2 separate regions of the Homo sapiens genome follow, and region 2 is linked to region 1. The links are chromatin contacts, found by POLR2A ChIA-PET in ENCODE. All regions are on one chromosome and are shown on one strand. Each heading gives the region's core, a stretch centred on a gene start or an enhancer-like site at or near the end of the contact. The rest is flanking DNA. Distances are from core to core; before and after follow the strand shown. Region 1 has its middle 4.8 kb from the start of RPS16. Region 2 holds the start of AP2A1 (adaptor related protein complex 2 subunit alpha 1).

Region 1 (7,201 bases), core at 2,029-4,528:
ACCACGCCCTGGTCGTTTTTTGTATTTTTAGTAGAAATGGGGTTTCACCACGTTGGCCAGGCTGGTCTCGAACTCCTGACCTCAGGTGATGTGATCCGCCTCAGCCTCCCAGAGTCCTGGGATTACAGGCGTGAGCCACCACGCCCGGCCGAATCTCTCTGTTTTTTGTTTTTTTTTTTTCTTTTTTTTGAGACAGAGTCCTGCTCTGTCGCCCAGGCTGGAGTGCAGTGGCATGATCTCTGCTCACTGCAACCTCTGCCTCCCCGGTTAAAGCGATTCTCCTGCCTCAGCCTCTTGAGTAGCTGAGATTACAGGCATGCACCACCACGCCCGGCTAATTTTTGTATTTGTAGTAGAGACGGGGTTTCACCATATTGGCCAGACTGGTCTCGAACTCCTGACATCAAATGATCCACTCATCTCAGCCTCCCAAAGTGCTGGGATTACAGGCGTGAGCCACCGCGCCCAGCCCCTAGAATCTCTTTCTCCAGAATCTCCCAGTCATCTTTTTCCTCTCCCCCAAATCACCCTCCACTTAAGCCTCCTCCCCACAGAATTCTCCATCCCCAGCCCCCCAACCCCACCTGAGGAACCCCAGGATTGGGTTGTCCTCTGGTTCCCCGGCAGATGTCCCTGCGTCTCACCCCATCAAGAGTCTCCCCAGCGAAGAGGTTCCTCTCTCAGAGCTAGAGGGAGCCCACAGTTGCCTCAGTTTCTCTGGCAGTACAGGGTCTGGGATCCAGGGTTCAAAAGGGCGTCGTGGTGCACCTTGCCAAAGAGGGTGGAGACAGGGAGACACTGGAGGGCAGGTCTGGGGCCAGAGGGAAAAGCCAGCCCGGAGTCCAGCTCTAAAAGGGTGAGGGGGGAGGGGGCTGTTGGGAGGGAGGAAGGAAGTACCCAGAGGCTGACCGGGAGGGACACAGACACAGCCCAAAGAAATGTAGGCACAAGTGGAGAAGAAGAGAAAGATGAAAGGCCAAGGGAGAAGAGGAGGAGAAAAGGGAGAGACCAGGACAGTCAAGAGATGGACCCCCAAAACAAGCCCAGTGACAGATTTAGAGGCAGAGAGGCCAACCCTCAGACAAAAAAGAGATAAAGGCAGGCATGATGTTTCCAAAATACTTGAGACAGAGGCCAGGTGCAGTGGCTCACACCTATAATCCCAGCACTTTGGGAGGCCAAGGCAGCAGGATCACTCGAGCCCAGGGTTCAAGACCAGCCTGGCCAACATGGTGAAACCCCGCCTTTACTAAAAATACAAAAATCAGCTGGGCATGGTGGCAGGTGCCTGTATCCCAGCCACAAGGGAGGCTGAGGCAGGAGAACCGCTTGAACCCGGGAGGCGGAGGTTGCAGTGAGCTGAGATGTCGCCACTGCACCCTAGGCTGGGCGCCAGAGCAAGACTCTGTCTCAAAAATAAATAAATAAATAAACTCTGTCTCAAAAATAAATAAATAAAATAAAATAAATAGAGCAGAGACCTCAAATATTCACTTGCAGACACAGATAAAGGCTAGCACAGGTGTTTTCCAATGAAGACACAGGCAGATGAGAGGATGCACACATTCTACCTGTACTTTTTCTTTTTTTTTTTTTAAATTGAGATAGAGTCTGTGTCACCCAGGCTGGAATGCAGTGATGCAATCTGAGCTCACTGCAACCTCCACCTCCCCGGTTCAAGTGATTGTCCTGCTTCAGACTCTGGAGTAGCTGAGATTACAGATTCTCCTGCTTCAGACTCCTGAGTAGCCCAGATCACGGGCCTCCACCACTATGCTTGACTAATAATTTTTCTTTTTTTTTTTTGAGATGGAGTATCGCTCTGTCGCCCAGACTGGAGGGCAGTGGCTTGATCTCAGCTCACTGCAACGTCAGCTTCCTGGGTTCAAGCAATTCTCCTGCATCAGCCTTCCAAGTAGCTGGGATTAAAGGCATGCACCACCATGCCCAGCTAATTTTTGTATTTATTAGTAGAGACAGGGTTTCACTATGCTGGGCAGACTAGTCTTGAACTCCTGACCTCAAGTGATCCACTTGCCTCGGCCTCCCAAAGTGCTGGGATTACAAGTGTGAGCCACTGTGCCTGGCCACTAATTTTTGTATTTTTTAGTAGAGACAGGGTTCCATCGTGTTGGCCAGGCTGGTCTTGAACTCCTTACCTCAAGTGATCCGCCCACCTCGGCCTCCCAAGGTTCTGGGATTACAGGTGTGAGCCACAGCGGTTGGCCTAGCCTGCACTGTCTTAAGGGCCTGTTGGGCAGGGGAGTTCAGGTTCTCTCGTCTCTCCAGATTGATCTTCACACATTTGCTAAGTCTCGTATCGTCCCTGAGCTTGGGAGTCAGGGAGCGCTCTGACCTAAGCCCTCCTGACTTTGGGGTCACCATCTTTCCCCAGCCTCTATGGGCACACTCCCTGAATTATCTGTGGCTTGAGTGGAGCAAGCAGGGGATGGGATGAGGGGTGGCGGGGGAGTTCCCCTCATCCACTTCAGCCTTCCAGTCTGCTCCCCCTTCCTGTACCTCTCTCTTCCAGAACCCCAGGCCAAGCACCAGAGAAGGCCTGGGAGTGAGCAAGGTGCCCATGTTGCTTCTGTGGATCATCCTCCTGCTTGTACAGCCCTGGGAGGGCCTAGGAACGCCCGCCCCTCTGCTGGAGGGAGCCTTTTTACTTCCTTGCAGCCCTCTGAAGATACCAGCGAGTGGGGAGCAGAGCCAGCAGACGGGGTGGGCCAATTGATGGGGCGTGGTAGGGGGTGTGTTTGAGGAAGGGTCAGCCTCTTTCCCTCCAAGATCTGATTCTCCTCCTTACCCCTGAACTGTAGGAAAACAAAAATGATGACACCCTCTACACCCCAGATGATCTCTCAGTGAGTATTGCATTCGCTTCTTTCTGCAGTTGCAGGTTTTGAGAGAATTCAGTGGTCTCCATGTGTGAGGGCTGCTGTGTGACCATATGAATATGTTGCGGGGAGGAAGTAGTGGGACTATCTCCTGACCCAGCCCCTAGCCTTGACAGATATATTTTGCTCACTGCTGTCTCCAACACCTAGAATAGGGAGGTATATAATAACAAATGATGATGATGACTACAGCTGCATGTAAATAGTGTTTACTCTGTGCCAGGTATTGGTTTAAATGCTTTAAGTATGTTAGCTTATTTACTCTGTACACCAATCCTATAAGATAGATAGGACCACCATGTATGGATGTGAATGTTGTACACTGCACAAGGATCCCACATCTACAAAGACAGTACTATATTCACAGGCTGGATATTGTAGATTTGCATATTTGCCAACTTGCGGCAGATGGCAGTAAAGTATCTTGTTCTAATAAAATCAAGACTTAGAAGGTAGAAGGAACTTAAGGAAGGTCTTTTTATTTTCTTTTTTTTGAGACAGGGTCTTGCTCTGTCCCCTACGCTGGAGTGCAGTGGCACAATCACAGCTCACTGCAGTCTTGACCTTTTAGGCTCAAGCAATCCTCCCACCTCAGCCTCCAGAGTAGCTGGGACCACATACACGTGACACCACAAATAGCTAATGGCTAATTTTTTTTTTTTTTTTTTGAGACACAGTGTTGCTCTGTTGCCAGCTGGAGTGCAGTGGCGTGATCTCTGCTCACTGCAACCTCTGCGTCCTGGGTTGAAGCAATTCTTCTGCCTCAGCCTCCCGAGTAGCTGGGACTACAGGCATGTGCCACCATGCCCAGCTAATTTTTGTATTTTTAGTAGAGACAGGGTTTCACCATGTTGGCCAGGATGTTCTCGATCTCTTGACCTCGTGATCCACCTGCCTCAACCTCCCAAAGTGCTGGGATTACAGGCGTGAGCCACCGTGCCCGACCTTTTTTTTTTTTTTTTTTTTTTTGTAGATATGGGGTGTCGCTGTGTTGCCCAGGCTGGTTTTGGACACCTGGGCTCAAGTGATCTTCCTGCCTTGGCCTCTCAAAGAGCTGGGATTACAGGCATGAGCCACTGTGCCCAGCTGAGTGTCTTTTTCTAGCTTGCACATAAGTACAGCATGGGATAGTGTCAGGCCTTACGGTTGGGATTATCCAGAGCCCTATTTACAGATGAGGAAACTGAGGCCCAGAGAACTGAAGGGGTTTGTTCCAGGACACAGATAAGAAATCTTGGGAGTGGGGACTTGGACTCATGCCCTTACCCATAGATACCAGGTCACTTTGTCCCTACTGTGTGTCCTGCTGAGACTCTAGGCTGCTCCAGGTTGGAGCTGTCTGTGATTGGGTTTGAGGAGGGACCATCTATGGGAACTGCTGTGTTCCAGCTACAGTACCTGCTGGATCTCCTGGGGTCCCGGCTGTGGGTGGCCAGCCAGGGCCCTTGCCTGTCCTGTGAAGGACATCCCCAGAGACCTGTCCCCCTCTTGGAGTTACTACAGGGAGCTTGTGCTTGGCACCCTACCACAGCCTGAGCTTTGGAGGACATGGGCTCCCAGGTACACCCAGAGAGGCTGGGTAGAGAGAGGGAGGGAATAGTCTTCAGCTCCAACTGCCAAACCCTAAGCCTTTTCTTCCCTCTAGGCCAGAGGACCCCACCTGGAGCCCTAGTAGCCAAGGGGAAGAGTTAAGAAGGAGGAAAGTAAGGTGCGATCTGAAGTCTCTGACCTCTTGGGCAGGGAGTTGGATAAATTGCCCCACCTGCCCCCATTCTCACCCTCCTTTAGATACTCTTCTCTCTTCTTCCAGGAAGGGACAGAGAAGTGCACAGGTATTCTCTAACCTCATCCCTATACCTTGAGAACAGGGAGGGTCCTGTGGTTCACATCCCTACATCCCTGGCTACAAAAAATTACCACTTGAAGAACTTTCTTTTCTTTTCTTTTCTGTTTTTGAGGCAGAGTCTCACTCTGTTGCCCAGGCTAGAGTGCAGTGGCATGGTCTCAGCTCGCTGCAACCTCCACCTCCTGGGTTCAAGTAATTCTCCTGCCTCAGCCTCCTGAGTAACTGGGATTACAGGCACGCGCCACTACACCTGACTAATTTTTGTATTTTTAGTAGAGATGGGGTTTCACAATGTTGGTCACGCTGGTCTCGAACGCCTGACCTTGTGATCTGCCCACCTCAGCCTCCCAAACTGCTGGGATTACAGGCGTGAGCCACCGTGCCCAGCCCACCACTTGGAGAACTTTCAAGTAATACTGATGGCCAGACCCCAGCCCAGATAATTTGATAATTGGTCTCTGGTGAAGCCTGAGCATCTATATTATTTTTATTATTATTTAGAGACAGGGTTTCACTATGCTGCACAGGCTGTAACTTGGCATCTGCCCATATATTTTTTTGAGACAGGGTCTCACTCTGTCACCCAGGCTGGAGTGCAGTGGCATGATCAAAACTCATTGCAGGCTCGATCTTTCAGGCTCAAGTGACTCTCCCACCTCAGTCCCCCAAGTAGCTAGCGCTATAGGCGCATGCCACCACACTCAGCTAATTTTTGTATTTTTTGTAGAGATGGGGTTACCCTTTATTGCCCAGGCTAATCTTGAACTCCTGGCTCAAGCGATACTCCCCCCTTGGCCTCCCAAAGTGCTGGGATTATAGGCATGAGCCACCACACCTGACATTTTTTTTTTTTTTTTGAGACAGAGTCTCCCTTTGTCACCCAGGCTGGAGTGCACCGGCTGGTGGACTGGATGGCCACATTTCCATCACCCCAAAGCATTCCTTCTCTCTCTTCCCAGTCAATTTCCACCTCCCTCTCCAGCCCCAGACATCCACTAATCTGCATTGTCTGTATAGGTTGGTTTTGCTTGCTCTGGAGTTTCATATGAATGGAATCATGCTGGACATCTCCTGATGTCTGGCTTCTTTCACTCAGCATAATGTTTTGGAGATTCAGTCATGGGTGTATTGGTAGTTGTTACTATTCTGTTGCATGGATGGATGTACCAAAATTTGTTTTTCTTTTGAGACGAGTCTCACTCTGTTGCCCAGGCTGGAGTGCAGTGGTGCGATCTCTGCTCACTGCAACCTTCACCTCCCTGGTTCAAGTGATTCTCCTGCCTCAGCCTCCCAAGTAGCTGGGATTACAGGCGTGCGCCACCACACCTGGCTATTTTTTTTTTTTTTTTTTTTGTATTTTTAGTAGAGATGGGGTTTCACCATATTGGCCAGGCTGGTCTTGAACTCCTGACTTCGTGATCCGCCTGCCTTGGCCTTCCAAAGTGCTGGGATTACAGGCGTGAGTCACTGCGCCCGGCCCTAATTTTTGTGTTTCCAGTTTAGGGCTATTATGCAACTCTTTCTTTCTAAAATATTCTCAAGTATTCTGATGTGCTACCAGAGTTGAGTTCAGAACCACGGATCCACCAAGGAAGAAACTTCCATGGCTGGGGAAATGACTGTGCCCTCTTTTTTCTGCAGGGAATGGCTTTCTGCAGCAGTGTCTGTAGCGATTTAATATGTAGAATCCTATTTTCTTGTTGTTTTTTTTTTTGAGACGGAGTCTTGCTCTTTTGTCACAGCAACCTCCACCTCTCAAGTTCAAGAGATTCTCCTGCCACAGCCTCCCGAGTAGCTGGGATTACGGGTGTGCGCCACTACGCCACCTGGCTAATTTTTGTATTTTTTAGTAGAGACAGGGTTTTACCATGTTGGCCAGGCTGGTCTTGAACTCCTGACCTCAGGTGATCCGCCTGCCTTGGCCTCCCAAAGTGCTGGGATTACAGGCGTGAGCCACCGCGCCCGGTGGAGAATCCTTTCTTTTTTTGAGATGGAGTCTAGCTCTGTTGCCCAGGCTGGAGTGCAGTAGCACGATCTCGGCTCACTGCAAGCTCGGCCTCCCGGGTTCACGCCATTCTCCTGCCTCAGCCTTACGTGTAGCTGGGACTACAGGCGCCCGCCACCACGCCCAGCTAATTTTTTTTTGTATTTTTAGTAGAGATGGGGTTTCACCGTGTTAGCCAGGATGGTCTCGGTCTCCTGACCTCGTGATCCACCCGCCTCGGCCTCCCAAAGTGCTGGGATTACAGACGTGAGCCACCGCGCCCGGCCCAGGTGTGTCATACTTATGTGAGAAATTTTACCAATGTGTCCTGAGGCTTCTTTTTTTTTTTTTTTTTTTTGAGACTGAGTCTCACTCTCGCCCAGGCTGGAGTGCAGTGGCGCGATCTCGGCTCACTGCAAGCTCCGCCTCCTGGGTTCACGCCATTCTCCTGCCTCAGCCTCCCGAGTAGCT
Region 2 (7,201 bases), core at 1,870-4,369, about 10 Mb after region 1:
TTTATTTATTATTTTCTTTAATACTTTTTATTTTTTTTGAGACAGAGTCTCTCTCTGTCATGGAGGCTGGAGTTCAGTGGCGCGATCTCAGCTCATTGCAACCTCCACCTCCCGGGGTTCAACCGATTCTCCTGCCTCAGCCTCCCCAGTAGCTGGGACTACAGGCGCTGGCCACAATGTCCGGCTAATTTTTGTATTTTTAGTAGAGACGGGTTTCACCATGTTGGCCAAGTTGGTCTCAAACTCCCGACCTCAAATGGTCCACCCGCCTTAGCCTCCCAAAGTGTGGGATTACAGACATGAGCCACCATGCTCCGCTATAATTTTTTTTTTTTTTTTTTAGATGGAGTCTCGCTCTGACACCCAGGCTGGAGTGCAGTGGCGTGATCTTGGCTCATTGCAACCTCTACCTCCCAGTTTCAAGCGATTCTCCTGCCTCAGCCTCCTGAGTAGCTGGGACTACAGGTACCTGCCACCACACCCATCTAATTTTTTTTTTGTATTTTTAGTAGAGACAGGGTTTCACTGTGTTGGCTAGGCTAGTCTCCAACTCCTGACCTCGTGATCTGCCCACTTCAGCCTCCCAAAGCATTGGAATTACAGGTGTGAGCCACTGCGCCCCGCCCGCCCAAAGTATTTAAAAAATATATGGAACATGTCACAAATTTGCATGTGGTCTTTGCGCAGGGCCCATGCTAATCTTCTCTGTATCGTTCCAATGTTAATACATGTGCTGTCGAAGCGAGCACTGCCCTGCTATTTAGGGACAGACTTTTCCTGTTCTCTTCACACTTCTCAAAAAGACTAGTTCAAACATCACTGCTAATAGACATTTTAAATGCTGTTATCCCCAGGGAGAAAGTACTTCTTCCTGGTCATGAATGGACTCCAGTTCTTGGAACACTTAATCTTTCTATAATAAAGAACTCCTGGCTGGGCGCGGTGTCTCACACCTGTAATCCCAGCACTTTGGGAGGCCGAGGCGGGCGGATCACCTGAGGTTAGGAGTTCAAGACCAGCCTGGCCAACATAGTGAAACACTGTCTCTACAAAAATACAAAAATTAGGCGAGCATGATGACGGGTGCCTGTAATCCCAGCTACTTAGGAGGCTGAGGCAGGAAAATCGCTTTAACTCGGGAGGAAGAGGTTACAGTGAGCCGAGATTGAGTCACTGAACTCCAGCCTGGGGGACAGAGAGAGACTCTGTCTCAAAAAAAAGAAAAAAAAAAAAGGCCGGGCGCAGTGGCTCACGCCTGTAATTCCAGCACTTTGGGAGGCCGAGGTGGGCGGATCACAAGGTCAGGAGATCGAGACCATCCTGGCTAACACGGTGAAACCCCGTCTCTACTAAAAACACAAAAAATTAGCCAGGCATGGTGGCGTGCGCCTGTAGTCCCAGCTACTTGGGAGGCTGAGGCAGGAGAATGGCGTGAACCCGGGAGGCGGAGGTTGCAGTGAGCTGAGATCGCGCCACTGCACCCCAGCCTGGGCGACAGAGCGAGACTCCATCTCAAAAAAAAAAAAAAAGAACTTCAAGTCCTGGGATTAATAATTTTTCTTGTGTTTAATGGGGCTGCTTTATGTTCTTCAGGGGCAAACAGCACCCCCCTCCCATATTAGAAATGGACTCTCCCTGTGACTAAAACAGCTGAGCAATTTCTGTCCTCCTGGAATCCAAAATGGACTTTCCCAGGCCCCATTCCTGGAAACCCAAATGGACGCATCCATTGAGCCTGGAAGGTGGGCTCTTCTCAACCTCCTTTCCATCTCCCAGGATTCAGAATGGCCATTCCAAAGGTCCAGAACACACCCCCAAGGCTCATTCCAGGAATTCTTGGCTTCTGAGATTAGAAAAGGCTGATGGGGTGGAGTTTTGTTCCTACAGGTGACAGAAATGGACTCTTCCAGTTCCCTTTGTCCCAAATTTCTCAATCTCCTGGGGCGTTGGGAGTTCTGGCCGTTTTGCCTTCCCCAAAGCCAGTTTACCAAAGAGTCTCTGGGGAGCTGGGGGTTGGGGATGGAGGCTGGGGCTGGGCCAAAGCAGATTCACCTATTTCTTCTTTTAACAAATGTTGTTGAAACTGTTCAAGGCCAGGTCCCATTCTTGCCCAGAAGGAGTTCCCAGTCTGGAGGAGACAATCAATTTTGGTTTGATATCTGCTACAATGGAGGCTGCCCGAGAGACACTGCGGTTGGACAAAAAAAAAAAGGCAACATATATTGAAAAGTAAGCCAAGATACGGTTTACGTTTATTTCTGCTTTTTCACTTCCAAGCTGTGTGGCCCTGGGCAAGTCATTCGCCCTCTCGACCTAAGTTTTAACTTCTGCTTAATGGGACTAGCCTTGAATTACTGTTTTTCACTCTGAGATTCTAGGTCTCCTGACAACTCAAGTCCCGACACGTTGGCTGCAGAGAAGGGGGGAGGGGAGGAAGGCTTCCTAGAAGAGGATTTCAGCAGTCGGGGGTGACAGTGGAGGGAGAAAGGGAACACGGAGACGCTTGCGCAGTAAACACCGCACGCTCTCTTGCCTCGCCCAACCCCTTCTCTGCAGCAGGGAATTGCAGGCGTCGCTCCACCTATCCCAGCCGAGCGGAGTGACACCCTCCCCTCTTTCCTTCTCTACTGATCTTCGCCTTCCGCCCGCCCCACAGCCGCCCAATGGAGGGCTGAAGTAGGACAGATCTCGCCAATCCGCGACGCCTGCGGGGCAGGTCTACCCGTTCATTGGTCCCAGTCAACCTAAGTCCCGCCTCCTAGGACCGTTCCCCGCCTTCCTTCACGTCCCTCCCTTCCTCCTTGGAGAGCCGCTAGATCCAATCAGTGTTTGACCTGGCCGCGCGGAGGGGGCGGGCCCATGATACGCAATCGAACCCCGCCCGTCTCTCGGGCAACGCCTCCTCCCCCCCCTCCCCAGCTCCCAAACGGAAATAGCGGAACACTGGGCCAATCGTAGCGTCGTGCCTTTGCTTGGCGGCCAATGAGAGAGGAAGTGGGGGAGAAACCCGCCTGTGAGCGGCAGGAGCTCAAGCCAGTGGGCGGCTCAGAGCTCCGGACCGCGGGCGGAGGGGAGGGGCAGGGGGCGGTGCCACGGCCTGCCAGCCCGCCCGCCCGCCCGCCAGCCAGCCCTCCCCGCGGCCGGCTCGGCTCCTTGGCGCTGCCTGGGGTCCTTTCCGCCCGGTCCCCGCTTGCCAGCCCCCGCTGCTCTGTGCCCTGTCCGGCCAGGCCTGGAGCCGACACCACCGCCATCATGCCGGCCGTGTCCAAGGGCGATGGGATGCGGGGGCTCGCGGTGTTCATCTCCGACATCCGGAACTGTGAGCGCGCGGCCGGGGGACACTGGAGACGCGGGGGAGGGGGGAGCGTGAAATTGAGGGGTTTGGGGATCACAGAGGGACCCGGGGGATCAAAAGCCTCTGCGGCCGTATAGGGACAGCATAGATGGGCCCCAGGAAGAACTTTAGAGTGGGGGGCACGTAGGGGCTTGGGGTGTCATAGAGTGCCTCTTGAGGTGACGACACGGAGTAGCTAGAGGGGTCCGGGAGGGCTTGAAAGGGGAGGAAGCCAGTGAGGTCCCGGGGATGGGAGCATAGAGGTGTCCCCTGGGAAAGACTGAAAAGCTGGGGGATCTTACAAACGATGGGGTTAGAGGGATTCCCAATGTAGAGAAGAAGTGAAAGAAGTGTATGGCGGGGGTGCCCTGTGGAGCGATGGAATGGGAAGAGGCCAGAGGGGACCTGGAGGAAGTGGAATGCCGGAAGCCTAATGAAGCAGGGCTTGAGGACCTGGGATAGGGGGTGTCATACAGGGGAAAGGGGTTAGATAGGTCACCGAGGCTCCTGGCCAGTGGTATAGAGGAGGCCTGAGAGTGGTTGAAAGTCCATGAGTTTGGGGCAGGGAGATGATGGGACGGGGAGACTATAAGGACACCCTGGTGAAGGATAGAGGGGCTTCAGGGTGGGAGATTGCCTAGAAGACATGGAAGGCAGTGTGGAGGGGGCTAGAGGGGCAGCTGAGGGGAAAGGAGGGACCCAAGGAACACAGAGGAAAAGAGCTGTCGGTGTAAGGTCTTGGGAGAACCTGTGACAGGGAACGGGGGGCCAGGAAAGAAGAGGACATTAGAGTAGGGGATTGGGGAAAGGGTAGAAGAAGGAGCGCCCAGACCTCAAGGAAGGCGTTGGGTTCTGAAGTGCTTGAGGGGTAGATATCTGGAAAGCTGGGAATAGGGGAAGTCTAATCCCAGAGAGAGGTCAGGGGTCAGGCAGCAGGACAGGCAGGGATCTGAGCCCTTTTCTATTTGACCACAGTAATATGGGGACGGTGGTCCCTGCCAGGAAGAGTTGTCGTGACGATGGGAATCCTGGCGGCAAGTCAGCTCTCAACTCCTGGGAATGGCTGTGGGTGATTGGAGCTGCCAGGAGTCTTCAGAGGCTGCATCCGCATGGGCTCTGGGGTCAGCCAGACTTGGGTTTGCGTTTGAGCACTGCCACTCCCTGGCTGTGTGACCTTGAATGAGGGACTTCACCTCTCGGTTTCCTCATCTGTCAAGAGAGACTGCTGATAGTATCTTCCTGAGGGGCTTGTGACAATGCCCCTCAGGCCTTTCACTCGTTCCAGGCCCCAGATGGAACTTGGCTATTGTTTTTACTCCGTTGGCTCTGAACAGCAGCCCTGTAAAGTACCCAGTGATGGTTGTTGTTTTAGAATTTAACTGTTATGGAAGGATCTGGCATGTAATAGGTGCTCAGGGAACAGGAGGGTGGAAACAGTTGAGTATCAGTTGGAGGAGAAATGATCACTTGTTATGATAAGGGGCGGGGCTATGGGGGTTGTGGAGGAGCTGGGAGCCACTGTTAGCAGACGGGGGCTGCCTCTGTTACCCACCAGGGATGTGACCCTCCACGAGTTGTTTAACCTCTTTCAGGACGTTTTCTTGTCTGCAAACTTCATTCATAACAGTGTCTTGCCTCTGAAGGCTCATTTATTCATTCATTCACTTGACAAATACTTTTTGATTGCTCTAGTGTTGTCCAGGCCCTGTTCTAGGTACTGGGGTGACAATAGTGAACAGAAATTCCTGTTCTTGCTGGTCATGGTGGCTCATGCCTGTCATCCCAGCACTTTGGGGGGCCGAGGTAGGCGGATCACCTGAGGTCAGGAGTTCAAGACCAACCTGGCCAACATGGTGAAACTCCATCTCTACTAAAAATACAAAAATTAGCCAGGTGTGGTGGTGGGTGCCTGTAATCCCAGCTACTCAGGAGGCTGAGGCAGGAGAATCGCTTGAACCCGGGAGGCAGAGGTTGCAATGAGCCGAGATTCACACCATTGCACTCCAGGCTGGGCAACAAGAGTGAAACTCCGTCTCCAAAAATAAAAAAAAAGAAAAAGAAACTCCTGTCCTTGGGAGCTCCCTTCCCCGAGGAAGACAGAACATATGCACAGGGAACACCCTGATATACAACCTCAGGACCTGACTGGTTCTGTGAAGAAAAATAAGGAGGAAATGGTCGGGAGAGGGACTAGGATGGAGAGGGTACTCAGTAGGCCTCGTGGAGGAAGTCATATCTGAGTGGAGCAAGCCCTGTGGATTTTGGAGGAAAGGGGTCCTGGCACAGGGAGGTGCATTCAGAGGTCCTGAGGTTGCGGCATGCTTGACATGTGTTCGAGCGAGAGGGAGAAGGTCAGTGTGGCTGAAGCTGTGGGAGTGAAGGGGAGAGAGGGCGGGTGTGGAGGGGAGTGGGAACAGGATCGGGAAAGGCTTTCTGGGCCATGGTGAGCACTTTGGCCTTTGTCTGCATGAGAATATTTTGAGCAGGGGAGGGATGTGACCGATTGATGTTTTAAGATAATTCCTCTGGCTGCTGTGAGAACAGATTCTAGAGGTAGCCATGGAAGCAGGGAACCAAATTAGGAGGGTGTTGCAGGCCTCTGGGTGAGAGATGGTGCTGGCTTAACAGGGTGAGAAGGGACTGGTGAGAAATGGGTTGGTGATACATTTTTTTTTCCGAGACAGTCTCTGTTGCCCAGGTTGGAGTGCAGTGGCACGATCATACCTCACTGCAACCTCCGCCTCCCAGGTTCAAGCAATTCTCGTGCCTCAGCCTCCCCGGTAGCTGGGATTACAGGCACCCGCCACCACGCTTGGCTAATTTTTGTATTTTTAGTAGACGCAGGGTTTCCCCATGTTGGCCAGGCTGGTCTCGAACTCCCAACCTCAAGTGATCTGCCCGCCTTGGCCTCCCAAAGTGCTGGCATTATAAGCGTGAGCCACTGCACCCAGCCTGGGATACAACTTGAAGGAAAAACTGTCAGGATTTGCAAAGGGATTTGATGATGGGGGTTGGGGAAGGAAAGAGATCGTCCCGTCACTGCAGGACCCCAGAGACGAGCCAGAGGACAGAGGGGAGATGCAGGCTTGGGGCACTGGTAGTAATTTAGCCACAGGAATTAGGGCTGGAGAATCAGGAGCCTTTTCTTAGCAAGCGTATGTTGAACGGCTGGTATGTCTCAAGAATTGTGCTGAATGCTGGGGACACTGGTGAACAGGACAGACTTGTCCACCCCCTCCATGAAGCTCCCAGCCCTGTGGGGGAGAAGGTGCAACATACAAATTGCAGTAGTCCTTCACACTAATACCTGGACACGGATGTTCACTGCAACATTATTCATGATAGCCGGAAAACAGAAACGGGCCAAATGCCCATCAACTGAGAAATAAAGTGTGGTCTATGTAGTGGAATATTACCGGGCCTTAAAAAATAATGACGTCCTGCTACATGCTGCCACAGGGATGGACCTTGAAAACATGACACCAAGTGAAAGAAGCCAGACACAGGAGGCCACGTGTTGTATGATTCCATGTTGATAGAGTATCTTGAATAGGCAGATCCATGGAGACAGAAAGATTAGTGGTTGCCTAGAGTAGGGGCTGGTGGGATGGGGAGTGACTGCTCATGAATGCATAGGTTCTTTTTTTATTTTTTGAGATGGAGTCTCACTCTGTCGCCCAGGCTGGAGTGCAATGGGGTGATCTCGGCTTACTGCAACCTCTGCCTCCCAAGTTCAGGCGATTCTCCTGCCTCAGCTTCCTGAGTAGCTGGGATTACAGGCGTGTGCCACCACACCTGGCTAATTTTTGTACTTTTAGTAGAGACGGGGTTTTTACATGTTGGTCAGGATGGTCTCGAACTCCTGGC

What was found. ChIA-PET counts read pairs that join two places held with the same protein, here RNA polymerase II (POLR2A).
Region 2: POLR2A ChIA-PET joins it to region 1 with 10 read pairs in WTC11. The contact joins the promoter of AP2A1 here to the enhancer-like site in region 1. POLR2A ChIA-PET finds 5 or more read pairs at or near these places in 2 of 52 experiments (A549 and WTC11).

Annotation. Positions count from the first base shown.
Region 1 is chr19:39,437,118-39,444,318 of GRCh38, forward strand. No RefSeq gene overlaps it. Among named protein-coding and RNA genes, the nearest start is that of RPS16, 4.8 kb to the left of the region's middle. RefSeq lists an enhancer at 269-1,037. Within about 2 kb of position 3,279, at least 2 of the 41 ENCODE cell types and tissues checked have a DNase peak (open chromatin) inside an H3K27ac peak, as active enhancers do.
Region 2 is chr19:49,763,882-49,771,082 of GRCh38, forward strand. It overlaps AP2A1 (adaptor related protein complex 2 subunit alpha 1), which reads left to right and starts at 3,120. Exons shown (of 23, transcript NM_130787.3): 1 at 3,120-3,319. The coding sequence starts at 3,253. It also overlaps the pseudogene RNU6-841P. RefSeq lists enhancers at 1,785-2,762, 2,816-3,584 and a silencer at 2,675-3,254.